2 separate regions of the Homo sapiens genome follow, and region 1 is linked to region 2. The links are chromatin contacts, found by Hi-C in ENCODE. All regions are on one chromosome and are shown on one strand. The core of a region is the stretch at or near the end of the contact, and the rest is flanking DNA. Distances in the headings are between cores, read along the strand shown. Region 1 holds the start of PHYHIPL (phytanoyl-CoA 2-hydroxylase interacting protein like). Region 2 has its middle 29 kb from the start of TFAM.

What was found. Hi-C counts contacts between places; a loop is a spot of excess contacts on that map. Pooled maps may share reads with other maps.
Region 1: a map of mammary epithelial cell shows a loop between it and region 2 (9-fold over the local background). The contact joins the promoter of PHYHIPL here to the enhancer-like site in region 2. A Hi-C loop is called at or near these places in 6 of 168 maps with a recorded cell type or tissue (Caco-2, Calu3, IMR-90 and 3 more) and 5 of 50 pooled maps.

The regions. Positions count from the first base shown.
Region 1 is chr10:59,175,000-59,178,961 of GRCh38, reverse strand. PHYHIPL (phytanoyl-CoA 2-hydroxylase interacting protein like) reads right to left here and starts at 2,319. Exons shown (of 5, transcript NM_032439.4): 1 at 2,003-2,319. The coding sequence starts at 2,108. It overlaps CCEPR (cervical carcinoma expressed PCNA regulatory lncRNA), which reads left to right and starts at 2,498. Exons shown (of 1, transcript NR_131782.1): 1 at 2,498-3,962.
Region 2 is chr10:58,411,957-58,416,450 of GRCh38, reverse strand. No RefSeq gene overlaps it. Among named protein-coding and RNA genes, the nearest start is that of TFAM, 29 kb to the right of the region's middle. Within about 2 kb of position 1,595, at least 2 of the 41 ENCODE cell types and tissues checked have a DNase peak (open chromatin) inside an H3K27ac peak, as active enhancers do.

The DNA of each region.
Region 1 (3,962 bases), core at 1,070-3,569, 760 kb before region 2:
TTAATTAGTCTATGTAAATTACTTGGAAGTCTGCAAATAGTAATTTTCATAGATGTTACTTAGTGCCAGCACCCTCCCCAAAATTAAATGTTACATAATTTGTTCATTTTGTGGGATTCCTAATTTGAAAAGAAACAACTAAAAAATAATACCAGAATAAAATAGCTACTCCTCTAGGGGATCACAGTAAATACAGCATTATTTTTTGCACTCTCTTAACTCTGTGAACTTCATTAAAAAGTTTAAATTTTCCCTAATATCTTTGAAACACGTGGTAAATGCGGTTTTAAGTATTGAGATTACTGGGTTCTGAAGAGCAACAATGAATGCCTAATTCCATTGAGTACAAGAATGAGCTTTTGCTTTATCATTGCAATAAATAAAAATGAAGTCTACTTTTATTAGTCTTGTGTTTCTCTCAACCCTAAGAAAATAAAAATATTTACAACTTGCAATGGTTACATTACAAAAAGTCATTTCATAAAAGTCTAAACTAAAATCCAAATGACTTCCTATGCGTTATTAAAAATAATCTTTACAGTCTATAATCATGCAAGCTTACATATGGAATACCAAAATGATAAATGTTTTTAGATACCATAAATATGTGCACTTACTACCATGGTGACTAAAACAGTCTAAGAATAAAGGAAATACAAGCTGTCTTTGCAAACGTATTTATTTATTCATATACTACACCTGTATCAGAAATTAAAGTGGTTTTGGTTTCAAAAAGTTTGAATTCTGGTTTCAAAATTATTAAATATAAATTTATATTAATAAATATAAAATTTAGTAATAAACAAATTCGGTGCTTGCTTGATATAAACGTGCTGAATAGCAATGCGTAACCAAGTGATTACCATTTAAATGACTTTGGAAACAAGACCTCTGCTCCCTATTTGGATTAGGCTGATAAATTTTATGACCTTACTGTGAGCGTATTAGTATCTGTACATAACTTTGGTTAAAGACATGTTTTACAATCATTACCTCTATATACAGTTAAACATTAATTTCATTTACAGTCAAAAGTATTTGGGGCCCTCTTAACAACATGTGAACTGTGTTTCCTTTGTCAGATGTAGAATTTTACAATTATTCGGCCAACCAATTACTAATCAAATGATTTCTTTACAAATGAAGTTTTGTACCACATTACTAAAGTAGCAGACTCTAACTAGTCCAGCTAACCCAGAAGCACTGTAACTAACCACACCGCACACAGCACTAGCTTATGTCTTCAACGCTCAGACCTGTATTCAATCAATTTCCTTCCACAGGAGCCTGCCAACTTCAACAACAGAATAAACGATATAATATCAACACGCAATGGTACGTACTCGCCACAAAGTCTGAATCACAGCACATATATTAGGCCAATATTTTCGACAGTCTGACTCAGAGCCCAGGAACCATGAAGATTGTGTCTGTCCTTGGTGCTGAAATGCACTGTTTTTCTGCGCCCTCACTGAAAAACTGTCATCCTAATCCCAATCCAAGAGGCTAAAAAGACTTGTTAATTTGGGGAGTCTGAGGATGGGAGGTTTAAAAAAGAAAATGATAAGTTTCTGGAAGAGAATGCCAACTAGTGTGTGTGTGTTGGGGGAAGGGGGTTGCTAGAAACATCCCGAGGGCATTTCCCCTTCAGTGCCCAGAGACCCAGGAAATCCGGACTGCGGCAAAGATCGGAAACGCCTCGTCGGGGCAGGAGCCGCGAGCGGGAACGTCGCCCTCGTCCGGGCCAGGCGGGCGAAGGCGGCGAAGGGCGCCACGGTTGTGGACGGCTACTTTCCGCGCCAAGGCGCGAGCCCCGGGGTCCTTTTGTTTCTGGGGTGAGGGGAGGGCGGTGGGCGGAGGGTAACCCACATCTGCATTTATTTGCACAGAGGGGACAACAAAAGACCCTGCCGCCCTGGCGAGCGGCGTCGGCGGAGCCAGAGTGGCCCCGGCGCCTCGGCGCGAACTCTGTCCCTTTCCTCGCGGTCCCGGCCGCTCTTACCGTCCCGGTCGCACAGCTGAATGGCCTCCAGGCTGAGGTTTTTGATCACCTCCTCACAGGGGCTGGTGGGGCTGTTGAGGGCATGATCCAGGCGCGGCACCTCCATTTTTCCAACCCACTCTGAAGCCCGCCTGCTTCGTATCCAGGCTCTCTCTGCCGGCCGGGTGGGCAAGAAGAGCGGGAAAGGGAGGGGGAGTGGCAGAGGGAGGGAAGGAGGCCTGGGACGCGGTGATGCGGCGCCGAGGCTGAGGCGCGGGGCTGGAGAGCCGCCGCGAAGGCGACGGCTGTGGCAGGAGCTCCGCGGAGTGTGCGGCTCTGAGAGACCGAGCAGGACCCGGCGCGAGGATGGGAGGCGCGCGCTCCCGGCGGGGAGGGGACGCTGCTCTCGGGGAACGTGATGTATAGGGCTTCGACGCGCGCACGCGCGCGGGAGAACGCGCCCACCTGCTGGCGCGCGGTGGTCCCTCCCCCGCCCTTCTGCGCGCACGCGCCCCCACCTGCCCTCCAGCCACTGCCAAGGCAACCTCGCGCGTGAGGCGTCGGGCGACCGAGCGCGCGGGAAGGGCGAGCGCTATACGCCGCGCGGCTGCCTCGCCCTCTCTCCTGGTGATAGCCATTTGGCGTCTTCTGTCTGCTCTCGGTGCCTGGCGAAGCCCGAGTTGGCCCTGAGGCGTCTGCACGGGGAGGCGAGGGCGAGCATGTTTGTTGTTTACCAAGAATTGGAAAAATAAGGGCCCGGACTCTTCGGACTCTCTGTACGGTATTGGGGTGTGGGAGCCACCTCCTCCCCTGAAGGTCCCAGGATACTCGCTGCCCGCACCCTGCGGGCTCGGCCGGACATTCCTCGGAAACAGCTGCGTCTGTGTGAGAAATGAGCGGATTACCTGAGGCGTGGAGGGGTTTAGAGACAGCATTTTGCCAGTCCACGACACTGAAGCGGGGCAAACGTGGGAACTCCTTACTGCCAGAAAGGTGAGGGAATGAGGAGATGCAGCAAGCCTGCTGAAAAGGCGGCAGACATGCTGCGGGGCCAGCAGCCACGGGACCAGCAGCCACGCAGTCTGCCTTCGCAGCGTAGCTTCATTCATTCATGCGCGTAGCAAATAAGTATTCAATGCTCACCCTATGCCATTGTTCTGGGCGTCAATGAAGGGAGTATAAACAGCACCTGCTCCCATGGATTTGGAAGGAATCTTTGCTACAATAGCTAATGAAGATTGACTTGTGCTTCCTCAAGCTACTCTATAACTTGTATGCCCATTGATTTTAATTGCATTTAAGATTCTGCAGTGCACTTAGTGGATGTGCAAACGTTTTAAACATAAAATAGAGGTCACAGCCTATTGACCTCTGTTCCCGTTTGCTTCTTTGGAAAAGTTTTTAGTTTTGTTGCTATCTTGGGATCAAAAATAGTGTCCCCTCTTTTCTTAATGTGCTTATAAATTAATATAAGTTCCCTTTTATTGATTTTCCATTTCAAACATAAATGTTAACCAACAAGTAACAGTTTACACATAGATGTCTGTATGCTGCTCTTTCTAGTCACATCCATTTAGCTATAACATGATGAAGTCTAATTAATTGAAGCTTCAATAAATGGAAGGACCAGCTTAAAGTAAAATAAGCCTGTGAAAAATCTTGGCACAATTGAAATTTCATAAATATCTGTGAAAGATAATTAGGCATCTTAAAGTGAAAAGTCTTCATTATGAACTTATTAATGAAGATGGATGTTTTTGAAGTTTGAAAGAATTCTTGTCTTAAGGTAGGGGTGTCCCCAAGGAGAGGGTAAATTATTACCTGTCAAAGGATATGACAAGAAAGTACTTACTGGTGAATTTTCTGTGTTCGAAAGCCTGGCTCTGTAGAACTAGAAATTGGTATTGTAAGCCCAACAGTGGGTTCATTTTTTAGAGTAGTCTCAAATTTATAAATCTCAAAAAAAAGGAACTGTGTAAAC
Region 2 (4,494 bases), core at 346-2,845:
CTTTGTACCAATTGCACTCTTAAGTTGTATTTTTACAGGATCTACATCAATAAAATTAATTAATTGGGTCTCTCTGTTACTGCATCACAGTAGAAGATAGCTGCATGGGATTTTATCAGATTTGGAGGGTCTGGCTATGGAATGCCTGATCCATAGTCATAGAATCCTAGACAATACAGCATCTGATCAGAGAACCCACTGAAGGTATGGGAGAGAAGGAGGTATGAGAGTGAGAGCCATAACCAGGAGACCCAATGGTCATATCACATACTGCCCCATCCAGACACTACCAGCCTATTAGAGTAATGAAATGATTTGCTGGAAAGAAACAACTGAAACACTAACTCACAGGCAACACTCTGAAAAAGGCACAGCTGAAACACTAACTCATAGGCATCCAATAGGATGAAGTATACATACTGAATCAGACACCTCCATATGCTGCTGGGTCTCCAGTAGGAACCAAGGTATAGAAGCACAAGTGGCCCTACCTAACATCATTTTCAATGACCCACTAGGGGGCTTTTCTTTTTGTCCCTTTAACTCTGGGCTCTGCAGGATTAGAGGTCCCAGTTCCAAAAGGGGACACACCCTTGCCAAGGGACACAGCAAGATTTCCATTAAACTACCAGCCTCAGCTGCCCTCTGGGCACTTTGGCTCTTTATATTCAGGACCAGCAGGCAAGAACAGGAGTCATTGTCCTGAAAGGTGTCATTGGCCCTGACCAGCAGAAAAAGGTGAGGCTTACACCTCTTTCTTATACAATTGAGAGGAACATTTACAGAACTCAGGTGATCTGCAGGGGCACTTCCTGTTACTCCTTTATCCAGATGTGACTGTGAATGGACAAGTGCAGCCATCCTGATCTGAGAAAAGTGTGATTATCAGGGGTCCAGACCCCTCAGGAATGGGAGTTAGAGTCAGCTCAGTAGGTAAGCCACGGAGGTGGTAGCTGAGGAAGCAGGGAATTTAGAATGGACATTGGGTGGGGAAGGTGGGGATAGTGAATACCAATTGGAGCCCCTAAGCTCCCTCTTCTCAGTTTCCCCTTAGGAAGAGAGGCTCACTGGGACCCCAAAGAAGCTGCTCTGCAAGTGTATATGGTGATACGAAGCCACACAGCACAAGGGTGGATTGTGGCAACCATGGAGGTTTACTGCTCATAACACCCTTGAAGGAAGAACTTGCTGGCAGCCTCAGCTGTTAATGAATTCATGATCTGCCTTCACTTTCAAGCCGAATCTGCATTCTTCCAAGGTAACCCCCACCCAGTGACTGAGCACAGTAAGGACACTAGGGCCTGGCCATTTCTGTGGGTTTCTTTAATGAGCAATCTTTGCTCTGGAGCTCCCCGTTGGGTTGGCTGAGATTTTGTCAGATCTTCATCATGGACTGAGGTTCCCACATCTGGAACCTTCACTATAAGAAAATCAGGACATGGAATTTTTGGCTTTCCAGCCTGTGTAGTACAAGAAAGCATCCAAGAAGGAGGGAGAAGGGAGGCGGAGCACTAATCTACCATGTACCTCAGCCAGTTCACCGTGTCCCATGAGGAAGAAGGGAGCAGTGGTTTCTGGAAAGCCACAGGTGAAGGCATTTCCTGGCTTGAAAACAGAAATGGAACCAGGAAAGAGGAGAGAGAAAAGCATAGCCCAGTGGAGCATGCAAGCAGGTCCGATGTGGACAAGCTTTTCTGTCTTTTTGGAATCCCTATCAAATGCTGCCCTCTGATGTTTGTGGAATAAACTACTTTTGAGAAATGTGAAAACAGCCTCATAAGAGAATGAATCTAGCTGTAGTTTCCTGGGATAAATAGCTCTAGATGTCTGAACCTCATGGAAACCAGGAAAAATCCACCAAACTGGGCACCAAAACTACTTCCAAATGATTGGGTCAACTGCCATACAGATCAAGTTTTACCGAGGTGCTATTAACTTAGACCTCTAGGTATAGCTTATCTTTTCTTCCACAATCAGAGTGGGGGCAGTCTTAAGCATTCCTCATGGTTCATGGAATGATCAGAAAGCACATGGTAAATTATGAATCATTTGTACAAACTATGAATCCAAATGAAGTCTTCCAATAAAAGCGTTTAATTTATTGCCAGTATTATTCATATCACTTCTCTTTATAATCTGTCTTTACAAGGTCCCCCCAACCATACCACCATCATAAATGTTGATTAGGAAAAGAGTGACATCACTGATTTTCAGAATGTTAAGTGCCAGTAGGGAATAACTTTATGTCAACAAACAAAGTTTCTGTTTCTGAATATAATATTGCCCAGTACAGCCAAGGAATGAAAGTCACAATGTTTAAAAGTATCACATCTCTAGCTGTCAGTTGATACACAAAACACTTGTCAGAGTTACAGATTAAACAGTAAATAAAAGCCAAGAATCAGGAGATGACCCTTGGGCATGCCAAGCATGCTCCTGCCTCAGTGCACTTACGTTTTCCTCTGCTTGCAACACACTTTCCCTCAATATCACATCCACAGGAGTGTTCTCTCATCTTCCTTCCAAGCTGCTAAAGTGGTAAGGTCCAGGGTCTATGTTCACAGAAGTTTAAGTCACAGTCACATCTTTCTATTCCCCCTTTATCCCCCATGGTCATTTTGTGGCCAATTGGAACTGTGGCTTGGGATCTTTGGATGGAGGAAGGTGGGTTAGAAGAGGCTTCACTGTAGACAAATTTATGTGAGTTGTCTCTATTGGGGTTGGAAGTCAAAAGCACATTTATTGTGTTAGTTTGTTTCCCTTTGCTAACCTTCCTTCAGTATATGCCTTCCTTTTCTATTTATTCTTTGGCAGGATTTAAATATTCATGGGTCTCTGGGCCTAGTAATTTCTTTTTTTTTTCAGACGGAGTTTCGCTCTTGTTGCCGAGGCTGGAGTGCAACGGCGCGATCTCCAGCTCACCGCAAACTCCGCCTACTGGGTTCAAGCAATTCTCCTGCCTTAGCCTCCTGAACAGCTGGGATTACAGGCATGTGCCACCACACTTGGCTAATTTTGTATTTTTAGTAGAGACGGGGTTTCTCCATGTTGGTCAGGGTGGTCTCGAACTCCCAACCTCAGGTGATCCGCCCGCCTCGGCCTCCCAAAGTGCTGGGATTACAGGCGTGAGCCACCGGGCCCGGCTTAATTTCCGATAGCCCCTCAATCTCACTCTGATTCCTAATGGGATTCATGCTAGAGAAGCCAAGTAGATTAATGAGCAAAGGCCATCATGTCCGGAATTGCAGCACTCTTTTCTGAGAATTGTCTCCATCCCAAGACCACCATCTCTGAGAACCTCTAAATATTTGCAAACTCTTTGGCAAACAGTATCAAACCATTCAAGTTTGAGGCTAGAGTAGTAACTAAAATATGACAAGCTGGAGATGCTCAGCAAAAACTACTTATATTGTGCTTGTACAGATCAACCTGCAGTTTCCAGGTGCCAGAGCTGTTACCATTCCTACCTTTCTCTTCAATCTTCTAGTACTAGGGAAAGGTATTTGCAAATAAGGCAAGGCAGAGATCAGAGCATGCTGCCCTCTGCATGGCCTGGGGGAAGTGCATCACACTCTCCCTCTCCACTGTTTGCTTTCTCACTGGGGAAGAGATGGACTCATCTTCAAAATGAAGGGATAAAAGGCTGCAGAAAACAACAAGCTCGGGGCTAAGTGTGGGGTCAGAGCTGTGTGTAATCAGTCATTAGGGGGCCCTGATCTGCTGATCTACTTTAAGGCTTTGGAATTTGACTTGAGGGATGTCATCCTGCTGCGTTCACAGAAGAAATTCCCAGGGGCTAGAGGTGAGGTCTAGCCACAAAAGTGAGATCATAGATGGAGAAACACTTAGAAAAAGAGTTTGTAGTGCTGTTGTTGTGGTAATGAAAAGAATAATAAGCTGACCACAAAGATCCTCCCAAATCTCTCATGTTGAGTAGTTTAGTCATTGTACAATAAAATAGCATAGCTTTGAGAGCTAAATAAATGTGGGATAGAGAAATGATTACAGTGTTCACAAATGAGAGATAAATTAAACAAATTACAGCAATCCCTACCATAGAATAATATGTAGTCATTTAAAAATTATGTACTACACACATATTGTGGAGGGCAACGTGGCACAATGGATAAAAAAATACAGATCCATATACCTCTAATCTAGCATTCCACTTTAAGAAATTTATCTTACAGGTGTGTTCATACAGGTGCAAAATGACATGTATACGATTATTTGCCTTGCCTTAGAAGAAAACCTAGGCAATACCACTCAGGACATAGGCATGGGCAAAGACTTCATGACTAAAACACCAAAAGCAATGGCAACAAAAGCCAAAATTGACAAATGGGATCTAATTAAACTAAAGAGCTTCTGCACAGCAAAAGAAACTAGCATCAGAGTGAACAGGCAGTCTACGGAATAGGAGAAAATTGTTGCAATCCACTCACCTGACAAAGGGCTAATATCCAGAATCTACAAAGAACTTAAACAAATTTA